Linked DNA regions of Mus musculus: region 2 is linked to region 1. Evidence: chromatin loops called from intact Hi-C (ENCODE). Cell type or tissue: left cerebral cortex. All regions are shown on one strand.

Region 1 (8,000 bases):
TTCCCAAGCTTAGGGTGAGCGATGAAAGCCAGCCGCTTGAGTTTGGGGCCTTTTGGCATCTTGGGCTTGATGGCCTGAGGCTTCACCAGGGCCTTGATGGCCTCTGCGCGCGCACTCACTGCCTTTGCATTGTTGGCCTGCATCTTCTTCAGGCCTTTCTTGTTGTGCGTCTTGGCAAAGTGCATGTTCCTCAGGTACTTGGGGTCAACCCCCTTAAGAGATTCGTATCTTTGCGACCGGGGTTTCTTGATGCCATTTCTGTGCCATTTGCGGGACTGGTTGTGTGTGGTGTGGTTCTTGGACTTGGCCATGTCTGCACAGTAACCCGCGGCTCCCGAAGTGCCTGGGACCGGAAGAGAAAAAGGTTTTTTGTTTTTCAATGGCTACTTCTTTACAAAGTGCCTTTGTAATTTTGACATATAGGTAATACATACTTTGGACATAGCAGTGAACTTGATTTGACCTACTTTCCCTTTCTCTAGGCAAGTATCTTGATGTCATGAGACATATTCCTCTCACCCTAAGCTTTAGATATTTCAGATAAACTTGAGATTATCTATAGAGGACATTATGTCAACACCTTTAGCCACACCCTTCACAATTAGTCCCAATATCTGAGTCTCCCTAGTTGATTGCTCTCTCTGTCTCTGTCTCTGTCTCTGTCTCTGTCTCTGTTTCTCTCTCTCTCTCTCTCTCTCTCTCTCTCTCTCTCTCTCTCTCTTTCTCTCTCTTTCTTCTTCTTCTTCTTCTTCTTCTTCTTCTTCTTCTTCTTCTTCTTCTTCTTCTTCTTCTTCTTCTTCTTCTTCTTCTTCTTCTTCTCCTCCTCCTCCTCCTCCTCCTCCTCCTCCTCCTCCTTCTCTCCTCCTCCTCCTCCTCCTCCTTCACTCCCACTCTCTTCTTTCTATGTGTGAATAAATTTCATCAGCCACCTTCTTGCTCATGCAGCCTGCTGCCAGGCTTTACCCTCCATTGATGAACACTTCACTCTGGAATCTTAATCCAATATACACTTATTCTTTCTTAAATTACATTTCTTGAGGTGTTTATTCAGAAACAGGAAATTAACTAATATAGGTGTCATGGATTTTCCATGTTTAAGTTGTGTGCTAACTTTAAGTCTTGGTCAACTCAAAGTCTTTTCTTCCTTTTCTCCTTGCTTTTCTTTCTCCCATTTTCTCTTTCCCTCTCCTGCTCCCATCCCTCTTGCTCCATCCCTCCCCTCTTCTCCAATTCCTTATCTCCCCTCTCTCTGTGTATGTGGGTTGGAGAGGGGGCTAACTATGAGACTAAGAAACAGAAGTTTTATGTATGCCTATCAAGCTGTTTTGTCTTTTCAACTCTTTACTCATAACTTGGGACACTTATCACATAGAAAATTTTGATGCTAAGTTCTTTCTTTTTCTAGAAAGTGTTTCATCTTTGATCTAAACAATGCTCTTTTGGAAAATCAATACAAAAACTAAACTAAGTACAATGCCACAGGTCTCAAATACCCTCAATCCTTTCCTAGCATTTGTCTTACCCTTTTATTGTTGACAGATTGAATCTTCATCCATTCAACTGTCTAATGCAGATATCAGAAGTGGGTGCCTCCTACAGCCCACACTATTACAACACATTATACCCTGTTGGCTATTCTTTTTCCATATCTCATAACACCTCCCCGTCTCCTACTCATTCTCTCACAACATTTAGCCTACTTTCTTATAATTGCCACCATTTGCTGTAGGTTTGTCCCTTCTGGTTTCTGTCCTCTCAGAGGTGGAGAAACAACTTGTAACTCAAAGTCCAAATGATATGGTATTTTATACACTAAAGCCCATTTATGTATATATTTGGTCCAGAATATTATCCCTTTAGTGAATGTGCTAATGAGATAATGAAATAATGTGTATCCTGCTTCAGTTATATACAGTCAATGTTGTCCATTGTGATGGAGTCATTTTTTCTCTAATAATAGATTTCTGTGTATGCAGTTGTTATTTTATTTGTATTAATTTCTTGAGAATTTCACACATCTATACAAAGTATTTTGATTGTTTCACCCAGAATTTCACTCTGTAACTTCTTCTGGATCCACTCCCCACACCTGCCAAACTCCCACCTGACCCCTACTCCCGTCTCTCACCAATCCAATGTGCTCTGTCCATATGTCCACAGACTCACAGCTGTGGGGGCATCCACTTGAGTATGGTTGACTTACCAGAAATTATAAACTTAACGAGAACCAACTACCCTTCCTCTAGAAGCAGTCATCTGCTTATCAATAGCTCATCAGCTAGGGGTGGGGCACTCAAGACTCTCATGCTTTACACACTGAGTCTTTTATTGTCTTGCTCTTGCTTAGGTTTTTTGCAGGCAACCACTGCTGCTGCAAACTCATGCTAATATCATGTGCAAAAAAACCATTGTTTGGCTTCAGTTCTCTCCAACTTACCACTCTTTGACCCACCTCTCCTAAAGGGACCTCTGAATCTTGTGAGGAGGTTTGTGATATAGCTGTCTCATCTGTGGATGAACACCTCACAAACATGAGGTGTTCTCTATGCATTGACCGATTGTATGTTTCTGTATTGATTTCCCTCTACAGAACAAAGACATCTCTCTGATAAAATCTAAGAGGTGCACCATTCAAAGTTATATAGATTAACCATTCAGACAATAGTCTAATGTTATTTAGAAAGCTGATATTAGTAGATTAATCCCGGGCTTGTTCATTCTGCAACCATGAATTCTTGTCCATGATTATTGTGCTAGGCATGCATTTTTCTCTGTGGAATGGTCCTCATATCTAGTCAGAATGAACTGATTACCTGCCCAAAACATTTATGCATGTCTACAAGCATATCTTGCCATGCAGCATATCATTTTGCCTCCAATGTTTTCTGATAGAAAACCTATTGATGACTTTTCTCCTACAGCAGCCCACACAGCATGCAATCTGGATAGCAGAGAAGTTCCCTAGTCAATACCAACTTTATTTCTCTGTTTCCTATGAACAGAATATATGATGTCTTTAATACTAGAATTATATCATCAAATTCTTCTGGTCCACATCCAAGATCACCGTCAATGACCTGCAATATTTTAGAGGTCTCTGCAACCTCCAAAACAACAGCTTAAGGTAAGGTATGGTACACCTGTCACTGAGCTTTTTATTTAGCAACTGGGAGAAATGTTATACTCTGTGTGAGGTAGTATGGCATTTCAATTAAACACACATATACACATATGTATAGACATATATGTGTTCATAAATACATGTCTAAATATATGTATTTCTAGATATACATTTATATATTATATATCATTTATATATGTTTTATACACACCCTACATATATTCCTACATACACATCTGTATTTTGAGAAACAACCACCAGAGGGCAGGAAGAATCAACTTATAAAGTTCATGTGTCTTATGATTTTGTTTTTTCATACAACTTATTAGTGTGTCTTCAATTGTATTTCTTAATTATGAAGAATTATTGCAAAATAGTTCCAAAGTTTAGGTGAAGTGTCTCCTGTGTAGTTACCAGCTTGCCCTTTAAATTTGTTGATTTTTCTCACAATTACCTATATATAAGAATAAAATGTGTTTTCTAAAATGACATTTATTAAATACATATGCAAAATTAACCTAATGGCATCCAAATATTTCCGGTTTACCCTTGTTAAGTTGCTTGTACTGACCAGAATATGCTGTTTATTGAATGGATAATTGAGCAGATGTATTTGCATTCACATATACATATGCATGTGTATATGTTCATTATGTATATGTTAGTGTATATATTTGTCTCTGCCTGCCATGAGAACCTGGCAAAAGTTTTCTGTGTGTTAAAATAAACTACCTCATCAAATTTTGAGGTTTCAATAATTTCTTGTAAAGCATGCTTGTATGTTTTTCAAGTATTTACATCTGTAACATTGGTTTCTGCTAAATTACTACCTAAGAAATCTGAAATGACCATTAAAAAAGAAGGCATCCCTAGATCAAACTACCCTTTTATGAAATGATAGAAATCATTTAAAGATAGGACAATATTTCTATAGATTTATGAACTGAAAGTGTAAGTGTCGCTATGAGTAATAAAAGCTTATCAGAGAGAGAGAGTACTAATAATATTGAACATCTGAAAACACATCCTCTTGCAAATGGATACTTCCATGTTAATCTGCATAAAGATCGAAAGCTACAAATAGTTGTCTGACCGTTAATGGCTTAACTTTGCCATTTTTACAAAATATAAATAAAAAAAGAGAACTGGAGAAGATGTAGAGTTTTCCACATCCACAGTGCATCTGCCATGAGCACTTGAAAAACTCAAACAAATGAACAGATGTGTAATATGGCAACAGAGAAATTAAAATAACAAAACAAAACTTTGGGTTGAAATTGTAAAATTGTTGAATTCTGCTAAGTTTTTAATAAGTTATTAACAAACATAGTGAAGGATACAAAATTCTAAGCACTGTAACACGCAAATCTTCAATTTTTCTAATCATCTTAGTAATGCTAATATTTTCGAAATAGCTATTTACCTTTGCGTTTATGGGCTGGTTTTCTGGTTCCTTCTAGATGTTTCAGCTTGTGATTTTAGGATTATTGCCAACTGAATAAGACCTAAAAATCACCTGGGAGACAGTCTTGTAGGCATTCCTTTGAGGGATTATCTTGTGGGAAGACCCTTGGGTTTTTGTTTTTGTTTTGTTTTGTTTTGTTTGCAATTATAATTACATTTCTCTCTTCCTTTTCCTCCCTCAAAATCTGCCTATATACTATTTGCTCTCTTTAAATGACCTCCCTTATTATTAGTTCTTATTACAGTGAATAATCTTCCAGAGATGTTTAATTTTTAATCTTGATTTTTTTAATTCCATAAGACACACCTTAAAAATGATATTCAGATTATATTTCCTCTATTACTAAAATGGCAATCACCTCAAAGTAGCACTCATCATCATTGCAAGGTTCAAGACAGCTGATATAGTCAAACCTGTTTTTTCCAGGATACTAGAAACGATCATCAATCTAAAACATCTGATGTCCAGGAAATATCCTGAACCACAGCCTGTTTGCAAGAAGGACAGAGCACTGGATCTGGGCTTTAGGCAGGTTGCTCGGAGACGGAATTCTTAGGATCATAGAGGATTTAGGACAGAGATAAAGCACAACCAAACCCAATTGCTTAGGTCCCCTGAAAGATGGACTATGCTCTCAGCCAATCAGAGCACCAAGCGACCTCTCCATCAGCCAATTAAACTGCCAGAACTCCAGCCTATCACGGCATTTCCTGAGGTCCCTGGAACGCTCTCTGGCCGCTAAAGTGCAGGAAGAGGCTGAGCCTTTGAGCAAAGGGGAACCATGGAAAACATCCCTACAGTGGGCTTGGGCACCTGGAAGGTGAGGACACACTCCGGTGTGGGTGGGGCTAAGGGTCCCGGAGCCTGATGAGTACATGCTCAAAAACAGCCAGGGGCACGGGATTTCTTTTGCCTAGGGTGATTCCTTCCAGACCCGGGCTCTGATTAAGGTTTTCCCCCAGACGGATTAGAGGAGAAGTTGGACTCTCTCTCCTGTGATCCTAAAACACCCTGCTCCCTGCGAGGATTCAAAGCTGTTAGACTAACTTTAAATAAAGCAGTGTGCTGTTAACCTAGCCTTGTGTGAGCTAATCACGGACCCCCAGCCTCCGAAAAATCATTTATGCCTAGTGGCACTCATCTTGGCACAGCAAAACCGAGTGTGTGTCAAATGGCCACAAGGAAGCGTGCTACTTTGCATGCTAAAACAAACCAAATAAAAATAATTAAATAATTGCACCGATGTAAGTGTAATGTCTACTTCTGGAGTCCACTAGCGACATTAGAGATATTTGCGAGTAGTTACACTGCTTGCTCAGTTGATTTTGAATGTAGGGCATAATGAACGTGAAGTTGAATAGTTGAATAGGCCTGTCTGACTCTGGGACAAGTTGTGGGGGAGGGGGAGGCATGATCAAAATTTGTTTCTTTTTATGGTTTGGGGGTTTTGTTTTGTTTTGTTTTTGATAAAAAAGTAAATTTAAAAATTCTGTTTATAGGAAGGTTTTCAAATAAATGTTTCTCCAGAATTTTTTGTAAAAAGGATGGGATTATTATTATTATTATTATTATTTTGGCAATTTGGTGATTTGAGTGTTCTTTGGTACCACATAGTGAATGCTGAGATGTGAGATGAAAGAAATGTCAATAAAATAATAAATAAATAAAACTGTGTGTGTGGGGGGGGGGGAATCACCCTCCCAACACAATTGAAGCATTTAATTCTATCTCCTGAAGACACAGGAATATGACTTTCAAAATATGTGAAGGCAATGGAAAACCATAGCAAATGTGACACTGACTGATGATCTTAAATAATGTCGCTATGCTAGATATGTATATCCCCTTGATCCAATAACCAAGTCATTTAGGACAAAGCAAGGAAGAGATCAAATTCAAAGCTACCTTGAGCTACACTTTTCATATTTGATGGAAATGTCTGTGTCTCACTAAGCTTTTCCTGTGTGTACCCTACAGATATTGAGTGAGTCCATGTGTGTGATACTTGTTTTATGTTTACAGTTGATTCATGCATCCCTGGGTGCTAAATATCAGACCGCTTCCTGCCCCAGCTGTTCTTAGCCCTTCTGTAATCGGGAAGCACAACACAGCAAGAGCTGAAAAGCACCCTGTTTCCAGAATGAGTAAAGATAGCAGAACAGAATATTAATCATATTCTGACTATGACGTTCCATTCTCTACCTTTTGGTCTGGCTGATGTTCATACTGCTTTACTGATTTGAGTATTTATGTATTGCTTGGCTATACTTTCCCACATGACGGGGGAGAAAGGGGATTGGGTTCCCCTGACAGAAGAAACTTTCCTTGTGTTTGGTTATATTCCAGGCCTCCCCAGGAGAAGTGACTGATGCAGTTAAGTTGGCTATCAACCTGGGCTACCGGCACTTCGATTGTGCTTACTTATACCACAATGAGAGCGAGGTGGGAATGGGAATCAGTGAGAAGATCAAGGAGGGCGTGGTGAAGAGAGAGGATCTCTTTGTAGTCAGTAAGGTAAGGCTTCTCCACTTCCGCAGGCAAAGCTCCTGGCAGAGCTGGAACCATCTAGCCTAGAGGATTTGGTCAGTTTCCTTATGGGAATTGGTGCTTTGGGGATGTAGTTGATTCTCCTCTAGCTTTGTGAACATGTGAGGTTATGTTTTGTTTGCTTACATCTTTGTTTTATTATTTGGCCATTCAGGTGGCCATGCAGAGACATACCACCAATCAACAATACTTTCATGAATGAAATCTTGGTTGAGTGACACCACCTTTGTGTCTGTAGTGAAGAGAATAAAGTCCGAGCACTTTTGAATTCTTGTCTACTACATAGACCGGCCTTAACTTGGAATCACCTGCTAGAGGTGATCAAAGGGCACATTCCAAACTCCACACTAAGAAATTGACTCTGAGGTGATAGCTGTACAAGCAGGAAGCAAGTCAATCACGCTGTATGCATGAATGACCAGGTGTGGGAGTCTCTGTGAAGTCAATCACGCTGTGTGCATGAATGAGCAGGTGTGGGAGTCTCTGTGAAGTCAATCATGCTGTATGCATGAATGCAGCAGGTGTGGGAGTCTCTGTGAAGTCAATCATGCTGTATGCATGAATGCAGCAGGTGTGGGAGTCTCTGTGAAGTCAATCATGCTGTATGCATGAATGAGCAGGTGTGGGAGTCTCTGTGAAGTCAATCATGCTGTATGCATGAATGCAGCAGGTGTGGGAGTCTCTGTGAAGTCAATCATGCTGTATGCATGAATGAGCAGGTGTGGGAGTCTCTGTGAAGTCAATCATGCTGTATGCATGAATGCAGCAGGTGTGGGAGTCTCTGTGAAGTCAATCATGCTGTATGCATGAATGAGCAGGTGTGGGAGTCTCTGTGAAGTCAATCATGCTGTATGCATGAATGCAGCA
Region 2 (8,000 bases), 480 kb after region 1:
AGTTAAGCAGGAAATTTCTTCTCCTCGTGATAAAATTAATCGTAATTAATTCAAATTAAGCATTATAACATATGGGATGTACTAGAATGCAGAACTGCACGTGATCCAAAGTCATTAGGTGGGTTATTACCTATATTAGCAAAATATTGCTAATGTTCTAATAGTATAGAGGAAAATAATGAGAAGTAAGCTCACCTTATCAAAGAGATGGGAATAATGGCAAGCAATCCATGACTTTTACTTCTATTAAATGATAAATCATTTTGTCAGTTTCATGCTACATCATTAGTTTCATATAGTAACTAATCTCCAAGAAACTTTAGTCTCATGAATGACATCCTTGTTAGGTGTAAATCTGTGTCATAAGTAACTAGTGAATAATTAATGACTTTAAAAAAATGACACTAAGCCAGGTATGGTGGTGCACGCCTTTAATCCCATCAATCGGGAGGCAGAGGCAGGCAGATTTCTGAGTTCGAGGCCAGCCTGGTCTATAAAGTGAGTTCCAGGACAGCCAGGGATACACAGAGAAACCCTGTCTCGAAAAAAAAAAAAAGTCACTAAGCTGCTATCAGTTTTTTATTACCTAAAAAGTATTTTAAACTTTCTATTACTTTTAATTTGATGTGCACTTAATATGATATGCATAATATGCAAGTTAAGGTCATAGGACAACTTGCAGAAGTTGATTCTGTACTGCCACCACGTGGTGCCTGGGGATATAGCTCAAGTCACCTGGGATGGCAGCAAGCATTGTTACCTTTTGAGTCATCTCACAGCCCCTCAAAGGTATTTATTATTGTCAAATACATAACTAGACTTAACCAATGCAAAACAAGGCAAAAATCAGTTTCTGCTTCATTGAGAATTTACAGTAAAATTCTCTTTGTTTTGCAGAAAGGCATATATCTTTGATTGTCTCTGGACTCTTTATGTATTAAGTTTCAAGGAAAATATAATTTGAACAGCTCACTTGTTCTTCAGATCTATCATAAAGGACTGTTTTAAAAAATAAGAGCAGAGGTCATCTGGCTTTATCAGAAAACAGTTTTCAATTTCCACCTCAGAGGCATCTTTATAGAAATCATATACTATATAATCAGTCACCAGAAACATTGTGCATTGTTCTTTCTTACTGCAGGTTTAAGGCTCACCCTAACTTTCCATTCTTCGATGAATATTAAGATGGAGGCCCTTGCCACGAGTTCTATTAGAAGATCTTTTGTGTGATGCTGGACTCTCAGATGCCAATAACTCGACACACCGCCTCCAATCACTGCTTAGCAACTCACCCCCAGTTAATTCAATAAATTTTGCTTCTTTTCTATAAATAAATAAAAATATTTTGCTTCAACCTCATCTACTCTTGTGTATGATTTGAATGTTTTACCTCCTCCTGCCTCATTAAGAAGTCAAACTGATTTATCTGGAAATGTATGTGCAGTGTTTGAAAGATAGCAGCCATTCTATTGACATTTCTAGGTTAGGTACAGAGAGAGTTCTCACCCTTTATGGAAGCAGCAATTAGAAGGGTTTTTATCAGCCTATGTTTCTCCTGGTGTTCAAAGGACAAAAAAATATTCCACATGCGGTCTAAAATGCAAGACACACCTGAGAAGAGCAACCACAGCCCCAGAAGCTCAAGGCATAGAGGCCCAAGAAACTGATATTGCAGCTCCTGTATGAGACTTGGAGGAAGCCTAGAGGGGAGTCAGTCTGCAAAGATCTTGAGGTCTTTAGGAGGTAAACAGAACCAAACTCTGGTGTGCCCAGCCCATACAAAATTATAAATGTTGTCCTTCTGTAGAAACAACTCAAGGAAATCCCTTGTTTCTTCTAAGATACTTTAAAAGGCCTATGATTTAAACGTGCTTTGTTAATGATCTTGTGGCATGTGTATATGTATAGGTGTGTGTGTGTGTGTTTCGTTATAAGCAAAGTTGTCATGAAGGCTCTATCTGCAGGAGTTAGTGGATTTATTCATTCCGTTTGGATTACATAGTCTTTACTCATACCACACCAGAGGATTACATAATGACATAGCACACATCTTATCAGAAACTTAATTTATACTGTCTAGATCAAAGTCCTGCAGCCATAAATAAGCCTACCTAGTAATCTAAATTGATTTTACTCCTAGCCAAAGCATCCAGTGAAGGATGTGCTCTTTTATATTGGTTAATCTTTTCTAAAGATAAACCTGACCATAAAGATACCCAAGCTCTGGATAACTGGAACAAACACAGAGGTGACCCATGGTGACATTTTCTAGCCAAAATAGCCATTTATAAGGATGTCTTTTGTAACAAAACTTAGCACTGATGGTTTTCTCAAAAAAGAGATCCACAACTAGATGCATTATTCTAGATGGTGGATCAATTGTATTTTTCTCACTACATCACACATCAGATACCAATGATGTGATCAGACTATCACCAGACTGTTCTGGCCTATTCTATGTGACTTGCCTATGAGGACTCGGTAATTAAAGGCTTGCTAAGTCTATAACAGTTCTGTGTGCAGCATATATTATAGTTTCTCATCACAACCTCTGAGCTTTATGAGTTTGTGTCTCTAATAAGGTATACAATGGAATGTTTGACTTGCTTGATCACATTCCATATATATGTTTAATGGAATGCACACCATCATATAATAAGTAAACACTTATTATATAAGTGACAGTCAAGCAAACAGTCCCATAAATGGATCTTCCTCCTAACTCTGGCCTTGAAACTATTAAGTTCTAAATTTCAAAGACACATACATAGCATCATATGTTCCCTTATAAGTTTCAAGAAATATTCTTTAAAGTTTCTATGTTCACAAAGATGTTATCAATGTGTAACACACTCACTTCCTAACGACTTCCATTTTAAAAGTCATTCCATCTTCTTACAGGACAGATTATATAGCTGAGGACAGACGGCATTCTATGCTCCAATGTCAACACACTGTTGGAAAGGAATCCCAATGGACTTTTATGGGACCCCATGAAAAGACATAACTTCACTTTGCTAGCCCAGTATCTTTGGAAGTGACCACATAGTTAAGAAGCTTTAAGACCCACCTCTTCTGAGAAATTGAAGAAAATTTTAAAAAATTGCATCTAAGAGAAATCCAGAACAAAGATGAGAAACTTCATTTGGTAACTGTCAATCATATCAGGAAATAATCAGAAAAGAAATTCTTATACTTTTTCTAGAACACCTCCAAACTACACCTCCATATTCATGGGGGCTCCTGTGCTTATATATCATGTATTACACCTTGCCCTGGGTTAGTACAGCTCCATAGAAGAGAAGATACAAAAACAAGAGGGAGCGTGTCAAATGTTTTCAAATTCAAAACAGCAAACACATAAATTTGACAAAGAATAAGTATGCCATATAGTCTTATGTTTGTCAAATGATTTAAACATATGATATGATGTCAAACAATGATATAAAAGGCATTCCTTATCCCCAGTGGGGTTAAGACAATACAGGAAACTTATAGTCCAATAACAAGTACGAAGGTATTAAGTTCTTCAAGTGATACAGAAAGAACAAACCATTGACTTCTGATAGTCAAAGACCAGATATCACAAGATAAAACCATCCCAAGAACACTTAGTTTTTAACTTGCCACAGAACAAACAGAAGTGTTTTCAAATAGAAAGACCCTCCTGTTCTCTGCATCTTAATGACATGAGTAATATCACCTACCTAATCAAAGATAATTAAAGAAGCCTTCACATGAACAACAATATCAACCAAATAGAACCCCCAGAACTCCCATGGACTAAACCACCAACTAAAGAGTCCACATGGAGGGATCCATGGCTCCAGCTGCAGATGTAGCAGAGGATGCCTTATCTGCCATCAATGGTAGGAGAGGCCCTTGGTCTTGTGAAGGTTTGATGTCCCAATGTAGGGGAATGCAAGGGTGGTGAGGTGGGAGTGGGTGGGTGGGTTGGGGAGCACCCTCATAGAAGCAGGGAGAAGGGAGATAGAATAGGGGTTTGTGAAGAGGAAAATAGGAAAGAGGATAACATTTGAAATGTAAATAAATAAAATATCCATTAAAAAAAAGCCTTCACATAACTGTACCTAAATCTGCATTTCGACAGTCACATTATTCAGGCCATGGACAGTTTTCAGTACAGAGAGAATTTGTTCCATGGTTTCTGCCCATCAAACTGGGGCATCTTGCTGGACTTTTTGATGCAAGGCATCATTGTTACTATTTTTATACTACATCTATAGTATGCTTCATTTAAATGTGATGGATATGTATTGAACTTGATCTTGCTCTATACATTATAAGTGTTCTTTCCACATAGATCTCAGCTCTCTGCTCTCCTTGATCTATAATTATTTCCCAGTTATACTAATTGCCAATAATGGTGCCAACCTCCACAGGGTGGGTTGTATTAACCATGGTGTTCATCTTTTTGTAGCAAATCTGTGACATTTACAAAACAAATGCTTTTCTCACATAAACCCTGATTTGCCTAGAAATATCTGGAAACTTTAGACATCTCCAGACCACACCCTGTAAGAAGGGTGAACACGAAATTTCCAGGGCTGACACATTCACCCGCAGCTAACCAGTATTAAGATCACTGACCTGAGTCATTTGTTTCCTTCAGTAGTAAAACAGTATTGCTGCTTGCCTACAATGTGAAATTTCTATCGCCACCTAGTGGCTTGCCCATACTTCCTACAATGGTCCTGTTCTGTTCTCAAGGAACTGTGCCCATACAACAATCCTTCTAATGTCCCTTGGTCATTCTGAGTCGTGGGGAGGCTTTGGGGGCTTTACTATCATAAATTCATGCTTGCTGTAGATACAACAGATATATCCAAAATGCAACTTAACCCCCCTCGTTTCAAGCATTCATCCGAACTCAGACAAGCCCCGTGAACTGAGAATGTTCACCATCAATATATTATATTGATTTTGTAATAAGTTACAAAGTCCAGGGAAACAAATGTCCTATATATTTTTGTAAGCATGTATACATGTATACATATTACTTCAGTTCATCATTAATGCTTTATATGCATTTGATGAAAATTGTGTCCAATTGAAGACAAGACTAGTATAATATAAAATGTATTGTATGAATGTATGTACTACTTTATATAAATTTATATTTTATAGTTTGTCATCTTCCCTATCATAAAAGTGGAGTATATTTTCTTCCACATGTTCAAATATGATTGAATGTCTTCCAGGGACTACCTCAAAAAGGATGTTATTGTTTAAATTTGTAACACTGTTAAGTATCAAAGTGATTTTTACTAATTACTAAACCATCAAGCTTTAAAGGGAAAGAAAGGGAAACAGCAAAAAAGTATCCATAATTTATTAGCTGATGAATCCGGGTAATCAGTATCATTTTAAACTAACCTTTTTTGTAAATTTGAATATTATCATAGCAAAATTGCTTCTATACAAGAAGCAAAGAGTTTTAATCTTCCAGTGTATATGGTTTTCTAAGTAGAAATATTTATTAGCTAATGCCTCTCAACGGAAGTTTACTTTAAATCATTGCTCTCACACAAGGAGCTTTTAAGTTCTGGGGAGTAGCTGTTGCTCCTAAAAAGATTCAGGGGCAATATCTTTTTATTACTTAGGGTTTTAGTTTACTACAGAAGGCTTTGCAGAAAATAAAGAAAGCTTTTATAATTCTTATTAATTATAATCAATGGTAATTAAATATTAGCTGTGCCCACAACAGTTCTTTGGCAAGAGAAAACATTATTGTAAAGTCATTTTTCTCATCCTCCCAGCCGATCGTTGGCCCACATGGAGCCAGCTAGCTGTTGGCTGCTGTGGAGGGGGACCTTAGGGCACGTAGCTTTCCCTGAGCTGTAGTGGTACGGGAGGCCTCCAGAAAGCAGGCAGCTTTGTAGCAAAAGCCATTGCCCCATGAGCCTCACCTGTCCCGACCAGGGTAGCCGTATTTTTCCTGCTAAGACTCGGGGTGCTCTACCGCTCTTGCTTGGGCTTTCTTGCCTACAACAGATTGGGCAAGGCCGAGGCGGCATTCACCTCAAAGCACAGTTTCAGCATCCTACTAAAACTACTGTGGTGCTAATAAAGAATTGTAAGATATATTCGTGTATTTGAGAAAATCTATAACAAAAAATTGTGTCTTAAAAACCTAAGTGTCTGTTCCGTGTTCAAAACAGCAGTTAAATTGGTTATTACAGAATATTAATAATTGACCTATTGCATACCATCATTTTAAATAATAATAGATAAGTTAAAATTTGTTTTTATGCATGCTTTTGTATCTTCTATAAATTCATGCATGCATGCATCCCAGTTACTCTATTTAAAAACAACCCCTCTATGGGAAATAAGTAGATGTGAATTAGATCACACGTTTATTCTTTTGAGTTTCCTCCTGGTTCAGCACAGATAATTAAGTTGTGTGCTGTAGATGGTGTTTTAAAATGCCGAACAATCAAACCTTAATTTGTATATTAATAGTCAATATTATATCTCAGAGCTCACAATTGCTTAAGATTGTTTGTCCCTCGGATGCTATTAGTTCTCAAATTTTCAATTGCTTATGCATATACAACTCATAGAAAAAATGCTGTCCTTTTAAGAAGGCTGTTTTTAGACATTTAATAAATTGTTCTGGATTGCCTGGACATCTTAAAGCAATGCCATGCTGGATTTATATGCCATGCTGGATTTATATGCCATGCTGTCTCAGGCAGTCTATAGGTCCTACATATAAGATAGATTGGAGATATAATCTCGTTCTTTATATATTCAAAACAGTTATGATTTACGATAATATTTTAATATTCTTGGAAATTGTGCATGTAAAATTCTTTCCTCTTAGTGTCCTCAGTTACTACTTGTTTCCACATAAGGGTGTGAATTCTTGAGGACTTATACTTAATAAATAATTGCTGCAAATAAATGCTCTTATTTCTAAGTTAATAAATAAATAAATTATGCACATGTGACTATTAATAACCTTTCAAGCTTTCTAGTTACAACCGCTCCTTAAGAGAAACAATTGAAAGTGCTATTAGTCACTGCCCATGTTACATGAATACTGACTATAACAGTCAAGTATTTGAGATGTTTTGTCAACAAATTATTAATTCTCAAGGACAAGGTATTGTGGAACTTTAAAACTTTAACTTCTTAAAAGACAAAGAAAGGGGAAATTATATCCCCGTGCATATTATTTAGTGCAATCCTGTGCACACTATTTAAATCATACTTTTATTTTAGAATTTTGAAATTTGGATGTCAAGAACTTAATAAATGCTTTATAGTATCTTAAAAGGACCTACTTATTGGCATATGGTTTGATCCTAAACAGCTACCTTATTAGGGAAGGGAAAAACATAGGTTCTCTCCACAGAACGCTGCAGAAGCATGATGGTTAATTCATTTGACAAGCTGGCAGGTGAGTTGGCTCAGTGCCCTGACTGAAGTGACAAGGAAACTAAATTGGGTACATGTTTTCAACCCATCCTTGCTCGCCATTTTTCCAGTTTAGACTAGTGAAGCTGCCTTGCTTCAAGCTTTTTAACTTTATGGCAATAAGAACATCAAAGACTGTATATTCTAACTTAGAAAGATTAGTCATTTAATAGAGTCATAATTATTTTTCTCTTTTCTTCAATGTGACCAGTTATTCTAACTCACTCTTAGACTGGTCTAGTAATAATTCCAATATTAGAGATTCCTATTGTAGATAGCTAAAATTCTTAACTACCTAGCAAAGTTAATTTAGAGCTCAGCCTCCACTTCCAGAGAATCTCTGGCCTTTCTGCTAATTCTCAAAACCAGCTCCCCCACACCAGGAGCTCAAAGCCTGAGTTTGGTCATTGCTAATTTGCAATTGAATGGAGTACCTGGACTTCCCCAAAATAAGCTTTTGTACTGTTGCCTTTCACTGTCTGGATTTTGGTTTTCAAGCAGGTCAATTAACACCCTTCAGCCTGACTGCAGCAGGCATGCATCCCCGCCCCCAA

Evidence for each region. A loop is a pair of places that touch in the nucleus more often than their neighbours do. Peaks named below come from ENCODE experiments on the same cell type or tissue, not always from the same donor. Only the 100,000 strongest peaks of a DNase experiment are listed, where the experiment ranks them.
Region 2: it touches region 1 in a loop (6-fold over the local background); 19 of 42 quality-filtered maps call a loop at or near these places.

The regions. Positions count from the first base shown.
Region 1 is chr13:4,606,491-4,614,490 of GRCm38, reverse strand. It overlaps Akr1e1 (aldo-keto reductase family 1, member E1), which reads left to right and starts at 5,327. Exons shown (of 10, transcript NM_018859.2): 1 at 5,327-5,406; 2 at 6,933-7,100. The coding sequence starts at 5,368. It also overlaps the pseudogene Rpl29-ps2. In left cerebral cortex, CTCF peaks have their summits at 3,364 (motif pointing right), 5,582 and 5,790; DNase peaks (open chromatin) are centred at 3,380 and 5,266; H3K4me3 peaks cover 1,453 bases; H3K27ac peaks cover 824 bases.
Region 2 is chr13:4,125,978-4,133,977 of GRCm38, reverse strand. It overlaps Akr1c18 (aldo-keto reductase family 1, member C18), which reads left to right. Exons shown (of 9, transcript NM_134066.3): 9 at 1,142-1,363. The coding sequence ends at 1,184. Among named protein-coding and RNA genes, the nearest start is that of Akr1c18, 21 kb to the left of the region's middle. In left cerebral cortex, CTCF peaks have their summits at 712 and 4,691 (motif pointing left); DNase peaks (open chromatin) are centred at 710 and 4,684.